2 separate regions of the Homo sapiens genome follow, and region 2 is linked to region 1. A link is an interaction called in ENCODE POLR2A ChIA-PET data of the cell type or tissue named here. Cell type or tissue: GM12878. All regions are shown on one strand. Each heading gives the region's core, and the rest is flanking DNA. Links, peaks and the distances in the headings are about the cores only.

Region 1 (8,831 bases), core at 483-8,482:
TTGAACTCCTAAGCTCAAGTGATCTGCCCGCCTTAGCCTCCCAAGGTGCTGGGATTATGGGTGTGAGCCACATGCCCAGCCAGAAAATACTTTTATATCAGACTTTCCCTAGAACTCCAAATATATTTGATCCCTTTTTACTTGGTTGCTTTTATCTGTTGCTTTTATTTATTTTGAAACAGGGTCTCACTGTCGCTCAGATTGGAGTGCAGTGGTGCAAATCATAGCTCACTGCAGCCTTGAACTTCTGGGCTCAAGCAATCCTCCTGACTCAGCCTTCTGAACACCTGGAATTACAGGTGTATGCCTCATGCCCAGATAATTTTTAAAATTTTTGTATGGATGGGGTCTCGTTTTGTCCCTAAGGCTGGTCTTGAACTCTTGGTCTCAAGCAATCCTCCAACCTTGGCCTCCCAAAGTGCTGAGATTATAGGCGTGAGCCACTGTGCCAAGCCTCTTTTTATTTTTTTAAAGTTTATTCTTATTACAAAGCAAATACATGTCCTATAGAGAAAATAAGATTTTCAATAGTAAAATACAATAAAAACTTACCAATCCTGAACCAGAGATAACCACCATTAATATTTTGTTGTATACCTACATATAACTATATTTTTATATAATTTACTGGGTTTTCTCAGGATTTTCATGAAGTAGTTGAGTAAGCAAAAATGACAGCACTTTTTTCTTGGTTATAATTAATGATCTATTTACGGATTTTTTTTTTTTTTTTTTGAGATGGAGCCTTGCTCTATCATCCCAGGCTGGAGTGCAATGGCATGATCTTGGCTCACCGCAACCTCCGCCTCCTGGGTTCAAGCAGTTCTCCTGCCTCAGCCTCCCGAGTAGCTGGAATTACAGGCACGCCACCATGCCCAGCTAATTTTTGTATTTTTAGTAGAGATGAGGTTTCGCCATGTTCACCAGGCTAGTCTTGAACTCCTGACCTCAAGTGATCTGCTGGCCTCGGCCTCCCAAAGTGCTGGGATTACAGGCATGAGCCACCGCCCCTGGCCTATTTCTGGATTATTATTTGATTCAAATTTTTGTCAAATATCAAATTCTGTAAACCCTGAGTAGCTATTGTGTGGCTATTACAAAAATGGCATGATTCTTTTCTAAAACTATCACATAAATCATATTGGTACTATGTTAAAAAAATAGAGGTTTGTCTTATTTCAGTTATTTTACTCTAATTTTTATCTTTATTTTAAATTCTACTGGCTTTTTCCCTTATCTCATAAATTTCATATTTTTGCTATCAACACAGCATTTCAGTCTGTGGAGATCATTAGGAATCTCATTTTAGCTAACCCTCCTATTTTTGTGTCATCAACAAACTTAAAAATAATCTCTTCAAAGCCTTCATATAGATCATTAGTGAAAATGTTGAACATTTTGTAGAATATGTTAAGGCTGCCTAAGGGACAAGGACCAAGAGCAAAGTTGCTTCCTAACACAACTCTAGTGAAGACAACGGAAGGAAAAATAAGAAAGAGGCCAGTGGAAGCAGTAAAGACTTATTATGGTTGCATAGTTGGAAGTCCAGAATATGAGAAAGGAGAGAACTAAACCTACACTGCATATAAAAAACGGCACCCGCGGTGCCAGTAGCAAGAGAATCGGTGGAAGAATGCAGAAACCAATTCAAACAAATCTGTATAAATATTTGATGGTACATAAGGGAGGGCTATATATGAAATTGCAAAAGGTTGCATGTAAGTTTGTCTGGAATATTACAATAAAAATACATGCTTTTCAGCCAGGCTCGGTAGCTCACGCATGCAATTCCAGAACTTTAGGATGTTGAGGCAGGTGGATGGCTTGAGCCCAGGAGCTTGAGACCAGCCTGGGCAACATAGTGAGACATCATCTCTACAAAAAATACAAAAATTAGCTGGGCATAGTGGTGCATGCCTGAGATCCCAGCTCCCGAATATAGGAGGCTGAGGTGGGAGGATGGCTTGAGTCCAGGAGGCCAAGGCTACAGTGAGCTATGATTGCACCACTGCACTCCAGCCTGGGTGACAAAGTGAGACCCTGGATCAAAAAAAAAAAAAAGATACATGCTCTTCAGAGCTATTTAGAAGATGGAAGGAAGACTATTAATGATCCTTGCATCAGTGCATATGCTAGCCTACATGACACCTCTGTGTGAATTTGAAAAAGATGCCTCTTCCTCCTGGCTGACATAGCCCCACACAAGGACTTAGCGCTTGACAAGGAGAGCACAGGTTGAACCACAGCCCTCACTCACGCCTTAGCCAGGTGCCCCCGTGCACTGATCAGTGAGGTTTGCTGGGTCTCTCCACACCCCATTTCAGCTTTGCTAGCTGGCTCTCTGTTAAGCTCTGATGATAGGGGGGCTAGAGGGAGACTGAAATGTGGGAAGAGGAAGGAGGGACACACTTCATCCTGTGAGCTTCCTGTTTGCTTGTGGTTCTTGCTACTGGCACCCTATTAACTCTGCTTCACCATAGCAGCAGTTGGATCCAGTTTTCAGTTTCCCTACCACCTGCAGAAATAACTGGACTGCACCCCACCTCCCCACCAAGAGACACCAGCACCAAACCCCTCTTCAGAGACAGATCCCAGCTCCAAGAGACACTGCCTCCAAACTCAGAGACAACACCACCAACTGAGCAGTACCTTTCTCCTCAGATGTCTGAGTTTCAGCTTCATGCCGCTGCTCCTCTAAGTTTCTACATTTTAAGAATTCCAGCCTCTTACTTTTGTTCCCTCAGACCTAGAGGCGATTAAGAGTTCCCTGCAGTTGCTACCTCTGTAACATCTTAGATTTTTCTTTTCACCTTTTTGGTTACCAGGTTGACAATTTTATATTTCATTGACAATTCTTTTTTTTTTTTTTTAAGACAGTCTCACTCTGTCACCCAGGCTGGAGTGCATGGAGTGCAGTGGCTCAATCTCAGCTCACTGCAACCTCCACCCTCCCCACCCTGGGTTCAAGTGTCTGGCCTGTTGACAATTCTTTATATTAAATTATATTTATTGGTTGGGCGCAGTGGCTCACGCCTGTAATCTCAACACTTTGGGAGGCTGAGGTGGGCCAATCACATGAGGTCAGGGGTTCCAGACCAGCCTGGCCAACATGGCAAAACCCCATCTCTACTAAAAATACAAAAATTAGCTGGGCATGGTGGTGGGCGCCTGTAGTACCAACTACTCTGGAGGCTGAGGCAGAAGAATTGCTTGAACCCAAGAGGCAGAGATTGTAGTCAGCCAAGATCACACCACTGCACTCCAGCCTGGGCCACAGAGTACATGAGACTCTGTCTCAATAAATAAATATAAAAAATAAAAATTATATGTATTCAGGTAACTCTGCATAGTTCCTGTCTCTTGACTGAACCCTGAGTACACAAAGGAGAAGACAAATTAGAGCAATAAATCATCATAATCTATATACATTATTTTTCTTCAGGCATTACTTGGACTGTTCTAACATCAAAACTGCTCGATAAGAGGAAACAACTTTCCATCAGACTCGAATTGGGGATTCTTGCCAGAATTAAGGCTGTCACATACTGAAGGGCTAGCTGGCTTAGTTGGACTCCTGGTAGGAGAATGATAAACCCAGCCTATATCTTTCCAAAAGGGATGTACTAATCAGAAATAGGTTATTCTGCAGTAAACACCAGTCCTCTGACTAGTGATGGCTTACAGCAATTAATGTTTCTCTCTCTTGGAGGTTTCATAACAACTGAGGATCCATTACACCTTTGTTCTATGGCTCTTCCCCAAATATCTTTTTCATTTCATTGGAGACCTAAGCTGAAGGTATTGCCCCTACCCTTGTCTCACAGCAGAGGGAAAGGAATAAGAGTGGAATCATGCAATGGCTCACAAGCCTTCTGCTTGGAGGTGGTGTAAGTCACCTCCTCTTGCATTCCCTTGGTTAAAGCAAACCATATAGCCAAACCTGCTATCAGTGGGGCATTTTGGGTTAAGAGTTAACAAAATCTTTTCTCTGCTGTGTATGAATTTTAGCTTTAGTTAACATTCTAGTTCTGTTCCCCTAGAACCAGATTAGAGTACTATGTTAACAGTATTACTCAGCAACATTGCTTATAATAAAAAGGATCTCTGATTGGAAATTGCATCTGGAGTGGGAGGAACTATAAATGCACCATAAATATCTGATGGAGATTGTAGCTTCTAGCATCCTTGAATGTGCTGACTGTTTTAATTGAGTATGTGTAGTGATGCCAGAAATGACACATCTGAAGTTTGTTACAGGTGATATTGGCTCCTGTAGGGAATGAGACCTTAATTCAGGGTGGTTCCTGCACTTGCCTCATATGCATCACACCTTCATGCATTTGAGTTGTCTCTGGGCAGCTGCATAATTTGGAGGGACACCTGACACCACCTGTAGTTAATTGTGGTTCCTGTCTCATGTTTTCGTTTTTCTTTTCTTTCTTTCTTTCTTCTTCTTTTTTTTTTTTTTTGTCTTGAGACAGTCTCACTCTGTCACCAAGGCTGGAGTGCAGTGGCACGATCTCGGCTCACTGCAATCTCCACCTCCCAGATTCAAACGATCTTCCCACCTCAGCCCCCGATAGCTGGAATTACAGGCACCTGCCACTATGCACAGCTGATTTTTGTATTTTTACAAAAATTCACAGTGTTGGTTAGGCTGGTCTCGAACTCCTAACCTCAAGTGAGCTGCCCTCCATGACCTCCCAAAGTGCTAGGATTACAGGTACGAGCCACCACGCCCAGCCCTGTCCCATGTTTCTCTGAGTGAATCTGATGCCAAAGAGGTCTATGGTAGTTTTGTGAGTTTGAATCTTGACCTGAACATAATAATAGGTTTGATGCCATTGTGGGCACTGTAGGCAGAAATTCACATTCTGCCACAAGACATCAATATAAGAATGGATGTTCTTCTAACTGAAAGATGAACAGATAATTAGAAACAATAACAGTAGGAGGATTCTCCTAGAGGACCTAGGTACTTTTCATTAGACAACAGATTCATAGAAAACTACTGATCAATAGAGGAAAAATGGAAAGAGAAACACGTTTGTGGCTCAGAGAAACCTCACTTAGAAACCTGGCTCTGCTGCTTCCTGCCTGTAACCTGGGTGAGTTGCTTTACCCCTCTGAGCATAAGAATTCTCATCTATAAATTTACTATTTTTTTCAGGCATTTTTACTAAAAGAAAAAACTCAATTGGAACTCAGTTGAGAAAAAAAAAAAAAATCTAAAAGGGCACGAATGGTCCTGCAATCTAATGGACTTGAGTCTCCAGGACTCTTTCTTTGCCCCATCTGCAATTTTTTCAGTTTCTTGGCTTCATTCAATCCTACTCCAGGGACAGGATTTCTCTGTAGGACAGAGATGCTGCCAGCTCTGGCTTACATTCTTACCATGGGTATATATGACCCTTTCAAATTAATGATTTCATTTTAAAATGTAACTAAATGCTCTCTTACTATCTTACCTGTCTTCACTGAATTGCACTTCCTTATTTTAAAGGGTGATTGTTCTGTCATTTCCAGATTGAAGACAATCCTTGCTAGAGAAGTTGGGAAGAAAGAGTAAACTGATCATCATAAAGTTCTGCTGTCTAGTTCTGCTGACTTCATCAACATTATGGCATCTTTTCCAGAATGCTAGCCTATCCTTCACATGTTCTTGCTCAGAACATGGCTGGTATCTCATAGTGCCAGTCATCATTCATAATTACAAAGAAAGGTTAAATTTACCTTAGTGTCGCCAGATGTTATGCACATTATATTTCCAAATATAATTTTAAAAAATTTCATTCAGGCTATTTTCTATCATGTAAAACCTACTTTATTAGAAATGATGGTCCATATAATACTCAGAACAAACTTCTTCAGTTATGAAAAAAACTGGATAAATTCATGCATTTTTCCAAAAACAGAATTAGCCTATTTTTGCTTTCTAAAAGGTGTAGGGCTCAATCCCTGGTATAAAATTTTTACTAATTTTTCCAAAGATACAGAGCCATTTTTCTCTTCTCTCAAAAGGACAGAACAGTTTCAAAGTCCCTTACTTTATCTAATTTCAGTTCTGAGGGCAACGATCCCGGGACACAGGGATGGTTCTTTTTAACTCCTTTGGCATAAATTCCCTTGCATTTCAATTGAGACAAGTCCATTCTTGTGATGAGAATTTACAGTCTAGTAATCTTAAACACCAAATAAAGTATAGAATTCCCCTTTTCCAGCTGCTGAAGAGGAAGTTAATGGATTTCCAGTCACAGAAAAGAGTCTTAGAGAATCCCCTGTGGTTCTGGGCCTGGCTGGATTCTGCTGCTCTTTCTTTGATACTAAAACTACACATTGACTATCACTGGTTTCTTTTACAGATTTTGGAGGACTTTAACAAAATGAGATGATAAATGTGAAATATATCTTCTTACCTCTATCAACAATTTCAACCCCTTCTCCTTTCATCTTGCAAATCAATTTTTCTTGTAGCCTTTTTACTTCAGATTCCTTTTCTTCTAGTTGTTCTTTTAAAGATGTCAGTTCATCCTACAAGTTACAAATTCATTTAAAAATAGCAGATCATGACTGAAAAGGAACATTAAGAGAGCATATTAGCTCTTTAAATCAACAATCAGATTTTGTGAATGAAACAAATCTACAAGAATTTAGACGCGGCTGGGCGTGATGGCTCACGCCTGTAATCCTAGCATTGTGGGAGGCCAAGGTGGACGGATCACTTGAGGTCAGGAGTTTGAGACCAGCCTGGCCAACATGATGAAACCCCATCTCTGCTAAAAATACGAAAAACTAGCCGGGCGTGATAGGGCACATCTGTAATCCCAGCTACTCCTGAGGCTGAGGCAGGAGAATCGCTTGAATCGGGAGGCAGAGGTTGAAGTAAGCCAAGATTGCGCCACTGCACTCCAGCCTGGATAACAGAGGGAGACTCCGTCTCAAAAAACAAAAACAAAAACAAAAACAAAACAAAACCCCCAAAATTTACATGCAAGCATCAGAAATCAGACAAGGGCAATAAAAAGCAGGAAACAAGACTATCAGAAGGCCAGGCATGGTGGCCCATGCCTGTAATCCCAGCACTTTGGGAGGCCAAGGCGGGCAGATCACTTGAGATCAAGAGTTCAAGACCAGCCTGGCCAACATGGTGAAACTCCAACTTTACTAAAAATACAAAAAATCATCTGGAGTGGCGACGTGCACCTGCAATTCCACCTACTCCGGAGGCAGAGGCAGGGGAATTGCTTGAACCCAGGAGGTGGAGGTTGCAGTAAGCCAAGGTTGCATCACTGCACTCCAGCTTGGGTGACAGAGTGAGATTCCGTCTCAAAAAAAAAAAAAAAAAAAAAAAAAAAAAAGGATTATAAGCAGAAGTCCCATTTATAATAGTTATTGTATAATTATTTCAAGTTTCTTTGTAATCAAATTAAAAAGAGATCTTTTAAAGAGTAATTAGGGATAGGATAGCCCTAAGGTTTAAATCTTACATCAAATTTAAAAATATGACCAAGTTAATCAAGGAAGATAATCAAATTAGAAAATTAGATACTTAGTGTCATAAAAGCAAAATAAAATGCAAATTGGAAAAGACTAGCTTGACATTTATTTGGCATTTCAAGTTGGCACTCATGCTTCCTTGACAAGCACAGAGTTTCATTCATGGGTAAGGTAGCAAGTCATGAACAACTTTAGCCAAATCAGGGAACTAAATAATTCACCCACATCACTAAGATAAAAGGACAGAATCTCCTACAACAATGGGAAAAATAAATTTAGAAAACAGTGAAGCCCTCTTTTAATTTTTAACTATAAAACTGTATATAAGATTTCAAGTCCATCCTTCTATGTACTCATGTTTAAATTTTCAGTTTCCTTTCAGTAAAGAATTAGCTTTAGCAAACAAATTTTGCTGGCTGTACTTAACACAGAAAATACAGCTATGCAATGCTAAGAAGTACAGCTTTATATTCAACATCACATTTTACTTTCAGAATCTCTAAAGATATATTTATTACATTTAGTACTATGAGAAGATGTAGTTCTCCAATGAAGTGAGGCACTTGGCCCTATAGTTTTGACTTCTAGTAGGAGCAGAGTGGACAAGTACAAAAAGTCTTCAGTAGCACTGGCAGGAAGTGTGAACCTGTTCTCACCGTGCTGCTTCTCAGCAGTCATTTCTATTCACAGTCATGATAATATCAACTGCTGTACATTTACCATCAAGAAAGTCCCTAAAAAGGAAAATGACCTCTACTGTGGATATGAAACAGAATTCTTTCACAAGCTAATGTTTACAATTATTTTACTAGGCTTGGGTCTCAGTCTAAGAGAGTGTAATTTATAAATTCTTTCATTTTACGTTTATTATTTTTCACTAATTATTTCATGTATTTCTGAAAACAACATCAGGGATCCCATTGTTCCTTCAATCAGCTTGAGGTGATTTTTAATCAACAGGTGACACACACAGAATGAATGCACATGCCACTAAAAACATCATCACAGCAAAACAACACAAGCCAGAAAGCAACAGGCCATGGACCCCATCACCCAACGTCTACTACACCTTCAGTGACTCCCATTTTTGTTCCATCTGCTGCTCTTCATACTGCATCTGACCCACCTTGATTTTCATGCTAGAAAGTTTGGCCACTAAAGACTGGCAGAGAGACAGAGGAGTGAAAGAAAACTACAGATAGAAAAAGACAAGCTAAATAACCGAGAAAACAGTATCAGTTTATAAAGGAGGTTAGATACAACTCAGAGAAAGGGCAGGTTATGTTCTGTCGGATGAGTTAAGCCTTGTTTTTAAATTCAGATCAGTGGTGTTT
Region 2 (8,831 bases), core at 511-8,510, 170 kb before region 1:
TTGTCTAAGGTTTTATACAATAAAACACCAAAAATAAATGTACTTAAAATATTTTAAATTTAGAGATTTACATAAAAATATGCAGGTGTTTAAAAAACAGAAAAAGTATAGAAATAAATGAAACCCTATCTTAGGCCTTACCAACCAAAGAACATTTTTAATACTCCACACTTATTTTCCATTCACTAACTAGCTTATTAAATCAGCTACATATTGTATTCAGAAGTGGCTGGTTTATAAGCAATTCCTTATTTTCAGACAGCACAATGCTTCAATACATTTAAAGATTTAAAGCTATGTTAGTAATAAATGCATAAAAGAAAAATAACATAACTTGCTTTAATACAAAGGTTTTTAATAAAAAAGTCAAAGTCTACATTAAATCAGGAAATTGATAAATCTGAATTATACAAGCTTTCTATATACTTAGAAAAACCAAAAACACACGGTTTATAATAAAACTCTTTTAATTCAAAATAGAGTCTAATTTAAAGAAAATGTCATTATGCCCAGTTGACTAGATAGGGTTTTGTCATTTAAATTAAATTATTCACCTGAAATATGGGAAATATATAATAGAGAAAATTCAATCTCAAGGGTACTTTGCAAATTATCTAGTTAATTTGCATCATGAATCAAATTCTTAGCTTCTAAAGGGCAGACACAGTCTTTAATTGCTTTTAGATAGGCACTTAAGAAATGCTTTTGATGAGGAGAAAACCCCAAAGATTGTGAATCACTCTATTAACTCCAGGGAAGAATGAGACTCTCAACAAAGTAGCTTTCCAGAACTACCCTTCCAGTGCCAAGAAAGTAAAACTATTTGCAAGCTCTTTCTGGTAATAAGAATGAGGGAACTCAAAACAAAAAATGCTCTATTATGCAATTAAAAAGTAAACTTAGGTAAATCAGTTTCTTTTTATCAATCTCTGTCAATTTGAATTAACGGTATTTTTCAATACCATTTCAAGAATAGTTACCATACTAGAACTAGACAATGTTGCAATTATCTCATATCTTACCTATTCATTATCACACTAGCAAAACAGTCCTTTTTAAAAAAAGGGGAGCGATGTGGGGTGAGAAAATCTCATAAACCTCAGCAAAAGTTAATATTATGTTAATTAAAGGCAGTTATAATTAGAAAAATTAGAGTTAGTCACATTGAGAAATCCCCAGTTTTTAATAGCTCTCTTTCCTAAATACTCAAAAAATCCAGACTAGAAAAATGGAAGTGAACTGTTAGATAAACACGTAAGTACTCAACAAATATTTAAAAAGAAACAAACCAAAAATGGGGGAGTTGGGGGAAACAGGATGGCCTTATGAAACACTGTGGAGCTACCCAGCAGCAACATTTATAAAAGCTTGTGTAGATTTGCATAATGCTCCTATGCAATTCTTCCCCATTAGGAAGACATTCCTACAAATAATTCATCACTTTAGATTTTGATCATAGATCATTTATAATGGTTATCATGGTTGTATCTTTAAAAAATTTCATCCATTAACAGTTATGACAAACATTAGGCCATTCTTTGCTAGTATATTATTCCTCAACTATTACTAATGAAACCAAAACCTCAGAGTTGTTTGAATTAGAATTAAAATATTAAGCTAGAAAAGATTATTTAATTCTTAGAGAGATACCCAAAGAATTTGATGCTGATATTATCTCCCCTATCCTCTCATCACAACCCCCTGGCCTGCATTTACTTCCTTAATTCCATCTATATTCACCACAGTGATGTAGCTAAACAAGAACAATATTGCCCTTTAATAAGCTGACCTCTATCAAAGATCTGTCAGGTCTGAATACAGCATGCCCACAGGAAAGGAAAATTCTACTCAGTTGTGAACATCCACTCTGTTCAAGATCTTTGGTACATTTGGAGCATAAGAAAATAATGGCACAATAATACAAGTACTATCAAAGGAAAAATTTTCATCAAAAGAAATAAAAGTTAACCAGCCATGATATGTAACAACTTTCTAGAAAACCAAAGTAAATAGCTTTTTGTTCTCTATAAGTCCATTTACATGATAGAAGTTTGACATTTAAAAAAATAGTTTAATAAAAATACACTAATTCTACAAGCAGCCTTCATGGTCATGTCTTAAATTCAACTCACCATAATCAAATTAAAATAATGCCATGTCCTCTTGTTAAAAAAAGAAGTTCTCTTGTCACAAGAAAATCAACTTTACATGTTATATAATACAGTACATCTCCCTATGAGTATACAGACTACGTATATGAAGGTCATCAGTATTTCTGAATGCAACGTAAATATATTAGTGGAGTGCTTGAGTGAAGGTGTTAAACTTTGTCTTCCTTATTATAAACTTGTCACTCCTTACTGTGAAGTTTGTGTAATAACTTGATGATAAATTCTATTTTGTAAAGAACCAGTGAATTTCTTTTTAAATCTCTTAAAACCATTACAGAAATTGTCTTCATATATATTCTACAGATGTCCAAACCAATAGGGCAATGTTCTAACACCAACTATGGAAGATGGCTTTTACTGATTATCTAGACCCATAAGATTTGCAGTAAAACATCAATACTGCAGTGTTACCTACAGGTTAGCCTATGTTGCTTTAAATGATATGTGTTTCTCCTGAATTGATTAGAGGTGTTACAGTTCAAAGCCACAGCACACACAGGCAGAATGGACCTTAATACGCATGTAGGCAGTGCAGTTAGAAAGGGATGTCTGTTCCTTTTATTCCAGTACCTTCATATAATAAAGTTAACAAAAATAATAAAATATTAAAAAAAAGAGCCAGCTGGCACTGCCAACCAATTCCTATAGTAGTCTTAGAAATCCTAATCCTGTAGAATTTCCTCTTGTAGTCAATAAGCACCACCATCTTCAGGAGTATTTCAGTGTATTGTTATCTACGCCAAGCAAGCCTGGTGATGCAGCTACCTGAGTTCTCTTGGTTATGGGTGAATGTTATCTTCATTCATAACTTCCCAGCTTTCATGTAGGTGGGGATAGAGCCACGTTGAGTCAACCCTTCAAACCTTTTATAGGTATAATTGAGAAAAACCCAGTCTTTGGATTTGTAGTCCGGTTCTGTGGTATTTGGCACTAGAAAGAGAAAAAATAAAGGAATTTCATTAGTGAAATGCCATCATCTTCAAAGACTTTTAATAGGGTTAGTTACATTACAGATTGTCTTACCTGGTTGTAAAATATCAGATTCAGGGAAGTCATCAAAATTTGAAGTATCATCAATGCTTTTGATTTCTATAGGGATTGCTGCTGGCCTTTCCCTATAAAAAGGTATTAAGTATGCATGGTAACTTTTCTTGAACTCTCAATTTCCAACAAATAATTCTACTTGTAAATTCTGCATACTATTCTACAGATACTAGAAAATCCAAGGAAATTTATTGTGGATTTGAGATTAGTTAAAGGGAGTTCAAAATAGTTGAGTATAATTTTTTATTAAAATGTTTTCATTTACTTAGAATTTTAAATATTTTTTTAATTTTTGGGGTTATGTGGTAGGTATATATATTTATAGGGTCCATGAGAGGTTTTAATACTGGCATGAAATGGGTAATAAGCACATCGTGCAGAATGGGGTGTCCATTCCCTCAAGCATTTATCCTTTGAGTTACAATCCAATTACATTCTAAGTTATTTTAAAATGTACAATTATTATTGACTATAGTCACCCTCTTGTGCTATCAAGTAATAGGTCTTATTCATTCTATTTTTTTTGTATCCATTAAGCATCTCCACCTACTTGCCATTTTTATATCTCTGTACCCAAGGCTTTCTCATCCTATTTTTTTAAGTGGAAAAATGAGCTAATGAAAAGTAAAAGAAGAGGTTTTATTTAAAAGATTGTATAATTGTATAAAGTATTTGAGATATTATGAGGACAGGATCCTTCTTAATTGATTTAGGAATAGAATTCTACTAGTAGACAATCCATAAATTAAAAGTCATTTGGGAAAATAAGGGGCACATAGGTGAAGGGACTATATATTTGTGATGAAATCTGCATGCAAAAACTTCTGTCATACAAATTTTAAGAGAATCAAAGATACTCAGTTAAAAAGAAACCAGTCATGAAAATGCCTTCTTATCATGCTAAAAAGTTTAGCTATACAAATGGTTAAAAGAAGCTATCAGTTTTTATTGCTTCTGTTTTTTCAACAAATATTTATTGGATTTATTAGGTGCTAAGTTTACCAAATTATTTAAAACCATATATATTTTTTACCAGAATTATTCCAACTCATTTATACTTAGTATACTACTTTAATAAACCTAGTTTAGAGGAAAGAACCCTGGAGGCCTGAGAGCTAACCTTCCTTGTTATTAACTAGCAGTATGACCTTAGGCAGCCAAATCCCTGCTCCATGACTGTTCCCTCATTATAAAACCAAAAGAACTGGCAGTCTCTAAGCATCCTTCCCACTGTAAAAGGGAGGGTATTCTAGTTCTATTCAATTAAGTTATGTGTGTATAGTATTATACAGCATAGTGGTTAAGAGTTAGGCCTCCACCAGGAGAATGGCGTGAACCCGGGAGGTGGAGCTTGCAGTGAGCCGAGATCACGCCACTGCACTCCAGCCTGGGCGACAGAGTGAGACTCCATCTCAAAAAAAAAAAAAAAAAAATTACTAGCTGCAGCACTATAGTCACATTACTTAACTTCTCTGTGCCTTAGTTTCCTCACTTGTAAGACAGGGATAATAACAGTTCCTATTTTATAGAGCTTATATGAGGATAAGATGAGAAACGCAAGTAAAGTACTTAAAACAGTGCTGGACACAATAAATGATTTTTAAAAATTAGCTATTATTACAACAGGCAGAGTGGGCTAGGCGCCTGTAATCCCAGCACTTTGGGAGGCCGAGGCAGGTGGATCGCTTGAGCTCAGGAGTTCAAGACCAGCCTGGGCAATTGGGCAACATGGTGAAACCCCATCTCTACAAAAAAAAAAAAAAAAAAAAAATCAACAAAATTAGCTGGGTGTGGTGGCACATGCCTATAGTTCCAGCTACTTGCGGGGATGAGGTGGGGGGATCATTTGAGGCCTGGAGGTCGAGGCTGCGGTGAGCCATGATCATGCCACAGCACTCCAGCCTGGGCGACAGAGTGAGACCCTGTCTCAAAAAAATAAGTAATAATAATAGGCAGAGTGCCTAGCACACAGCAGGTTCACCAGTGAAGAGCTGTACCAAGGAAATGACACATAAGCTATCTTGGAAGATGCAAAGGAGCCAGCTAGGCAGGGTAGGGGTAGAGGCAGCAGGGAGAGGGCATTTCAGTCAGGATGGATAGCAAATAGCAAAACTTAGAGGTGGGAAGAGGAGTAGGAGAGGCCATCCAAGACGCAACTCCTGCAGATGAGGCAATCGCCATATCCTGCAGTCCTAAGAAAGCAGTGAAGGCTTCTTAACTGTATTCCAAGTGCAAAAGGCCACAGGAAAGTGGCATGGCCAGATTTATGCTTCTAAACTGTTGCTGTGTGGAGAACAGATCAGAACTACCAATGGTAGTTTGGCCATAAACTGAAAAAAGCCAATGCTCACAATTAACAACTGTAAGCAAATTCTTAAAAGTTACTTGTATTATTTAATGCCCAACCACCGTTTAAAGAGGGACTGTACCTTATTATAAATTAATTAAGGAGACAGTATGTGGTATATTACAGCAAGGACAAAAATGAGGGGTCACTGTGTGAAATGTAAATACATGTTTCATGTGCTAACAGCCTTCACTGTGAATATGAATATAAGAATTTAAACAGCTTCCCAATGTTCTTCCCTGAAAGTGGATGTTAGCCTAAAATGAGTCATCAAGCTGTAGCCACAATAGTCCCACTCACTTACATAATCCAGAAAACACTGCACTTAATGACATTATATGTTACTTTTGTATTTAATCTAGCAGAATCAGAGGTAAATTAATTGCCAACTCTAGAAATTTGTTTTTACTCAGACCTTTCCCATTCAAAGCCTAGGAACATACCTTATGTGCTCCCAGTCGACACCTTCAAAAAAGGGATGACCTTTTATTTCTTCTACTCCACTATTTCCAATTCTGTTTTCAGAATCAATACAAAATCTACAACATGGAAACAGAGAAATTATCATACACAAGTTACATCTAAAGTATTCTAGCTGCATTACTTCAAATATTTCTTTTTTAAAGAAATATAATGTTTTTCTTTTATTGATGTTAACTATGTTTATTGTAGGAAATGTGGAAGAAAATAAAAATCATCTGTAAGCGCACTGTTTAGAGATAACTACTGTAAATATGCTAATCTTTTACAATATTAAAAATACTGTGTTGCTACCATAGTTACTATGTTAGGTCTGCTTTTTTTCACTTGATATACTGAGAAAATTTGCCAAAGTCATTAAATATTTTTCAATAAATTTTTTTTTCGTTTGTTTGTGAGACGGAGTCTCGCTCTGTCACACAGGCTGGAGTGCAGTGGCGTGATCTCAGCTCACTGCAAGCTCCACCTCCCGGGTTCATGTCATTCTCCTGCCTCAGCCTCCCAAGTAGCTGGGACTACAGGCGCCCGCCACCTCGCCCGGCTAATTTTTTGTATTTTTAGTAGAGACGGGGTTTCACCATGTTAGCCAGGATGGTTTTGATTTCCTGACCTTGTGATCTGCCCAACTCGGCCTCCCAGAGTGTTGGGATTCCAGGCATGAGCTGCTGTGCCCAGCCAATAAATTTGTTTTCTAAAATTTACATATAGAGGTATTATAGACAGTCTACTATTGAGCCAGTCCACTACTGTTGAACATTTAAATAGTTTTCAATTTTCACTATTAAATACCATGAAAATCATAGTGTACCTAAATCTTTATACGTATCTGATTATCTGCATAAGCGAAATCCCTAGAAGTAGAACTTCTGGGTCAAAGGTCATACATAGTTTAGGGATTTTAAAAAAATAATATGCTGCCAACTGGCTATTCCCACAAGTTGTCCCAATTTATATTCCTTCCAGCCATTCACAGCAGTACCAAAACACTTCATATTAGTTGAGGAACACATGGAATTTTTTGCTTAGAAGATTTTACATATATACTTTTCATGACAGGAATCTGCTATTAACATTTTCCTTTTTCTCTTTAATGGAATCAGGTCATTGCATTCTAACAGAAGTGACCTTTTGCTTTTATATATATCAGTAACAGAAGCAATACAAGACTTCCTCCCTCTTTTTAATTCCTACGTTTTTTTCTGCATACTTCCTTTTAAGAGTTTACATTTTTAAAAACACCTTTATTGATCTCTTTGACTGTATACATCAGTGGTATCCCCTCTTCCCCCACAAAAGTGAAATGAGTCTTTTAGGTTCTTAGGAAGTTTTAAGACACTATGAACTCCTCTAGGAATTTAACCACTAACCTGAGAATTAAGTCCTTGGCTTTCTCAGATATAGGTACCTCTGGAGGAAATACCAGAGTTTCTTTCCAGTTCATCACTTTTCTGTACGTTTCTTGAGGTGTTTCAGAGCAGAAAGGTGGATATCCTATGTATCAAATAAATCAAAAATGTTTCATCAGCTTTGTGAGCAGTGAAGTTTATACCCACCAAACATGTGCGACAAGAAACCAAACAACCCTGAGTGCTCTATTTAACAGTCAAAAATGCCACCATTCATCAATTTACAATCACGTTGCTAATAAAGTCAATAAAATAAAGGATTGAAAGCACTGCCTCCCCTTTTACCTGAAAAGCTATGTAGATAACCACTTTTATACGTGGGAGTTTGGGTTAAATACCCACCTTCCTGAAACAGGATCCGTGGGGAGCTCACTGGTATTGATCAGTATGTATTTAACATTGGGGGAACATCAGAATTAAGCTTAAAAGACTTCAAATATTTTAGTCAATGATATCTGTAATATGTTCAAACAATGGCACTCAAGGAAATGTATATATTTTGTACATAAATGAATGATAAAACATACCTATTAGCATTTCATACATAATCACTCCCAAAGACCACCAGTCACACAATTTGTTGTAACCAGTCTGCATGAATACTTCTGGAGCAATGTAATCTGGTGTCCCAACTGTGGAATATGCCTACAAAGGAGCAACTCGTCAAACCAGCATTCTTAACATTTAAAAAATATCTATCTGAGGATGGCTTACTACTGGAAAAAGCAATATATAGAGGAGTTAAATTTTCACTTGTATTTATTTTGCATGTTTATCATGTGCAAGGCTTAGTGGTAGGTAGTGAGTCAGATAATATGTTATAGACTACTATTTTTCAGTCTATTTACTTTCCTGAGGGAATGCTGAATTAGTTTTCCTTTCATCACTTAGTTGAACAAATATTTATAGAGTGTCCATATGTGCCAGGCATTTTATAAGAATATATCATTTCTGCCCCCACAAGAAGCTCAGTTAAGTTATTTATATATATAGCCTTCAGTCTATTTCAAAAAGAATGAAAAAGTTGAACCTAGAAGACCTGGCTTCCCCACTCACTACTAATGTGTTCTTGGGCAAATTATTCAATTTCTCTGAGGCTCAGCTTCTGCTTACATAAAACTAGAATAATAATACCTGCCCTAATAGAGTTGATATGAAGATGAAACAATAAACGGCATGTGTTTTGTAAACTACAAACTACAAAAATAAGCATGAGGTATTTTCATTATAAATGTAATTCCAGGGTACTGCTTATCCTTTAGGAAGCTATGCAGTTTTTAATTCTTAATTCATATAAAATCTTACAAAAATGATTTCTACAAGGCAGTAATTCTCAACCAGGGGTAGTACTCTTGGGGCCATGGCAAAATGTAGGACCACAGA

The links. ChIA-PET counts read pairs that join two places held together with the same protein. Peaks named below come from ENCODE experiments on the same cell type or tissue, not always from the same donor. Only the 100,000 strongest peaks of a DNase experiment are listed, where the experiment ranks them.
Region 2: POLR2A ChIA-PET joins it to region 1 with 12 read pairs; 2 of 35 experiments call an interaction of 5 or more read pairs at or near these places.

The regions. Positions count from the first base shown.
Region 1 is chr12:27,145,242-27,154,072 of GRCh38, reverse strand. It overlaps the pseudogene LOC124902904. Among named protein-coding and RNA genes, the nearest start is that of C12orf71, 67 kb to the right of the region's middle. In GM12878, for the core only: no CTCF peak of the experiment used is centred there; a DNase peak (open chromatin) is centred at 8,159; H3K4me3 peaks cover 353 bases; H3K27ac peaks cover 1,819 bases.
Region 2 is chr12:27,316,598-27,325,428 of GRCh38, reverse strand. STK38L (serine/threonine kinase 38 like) reads right to left here. Exons shown (of 14, transcript NM_015000.4): 10 at 7,976-8,093; 11 at 7,410-7,533; 12 at 6,006-6,101; 13 at 3,195-3,286; 14 at 1-3,101. The coding sequence ends at 2,974. Among named protein-coding and RNA genes, the nearest start is that of BMAL2, 12 kb to the left of the region's middle. In GM12878, for the core only: no CTCF peak of the experiment used is centred there; no DNase peak of the experiment used is centred there.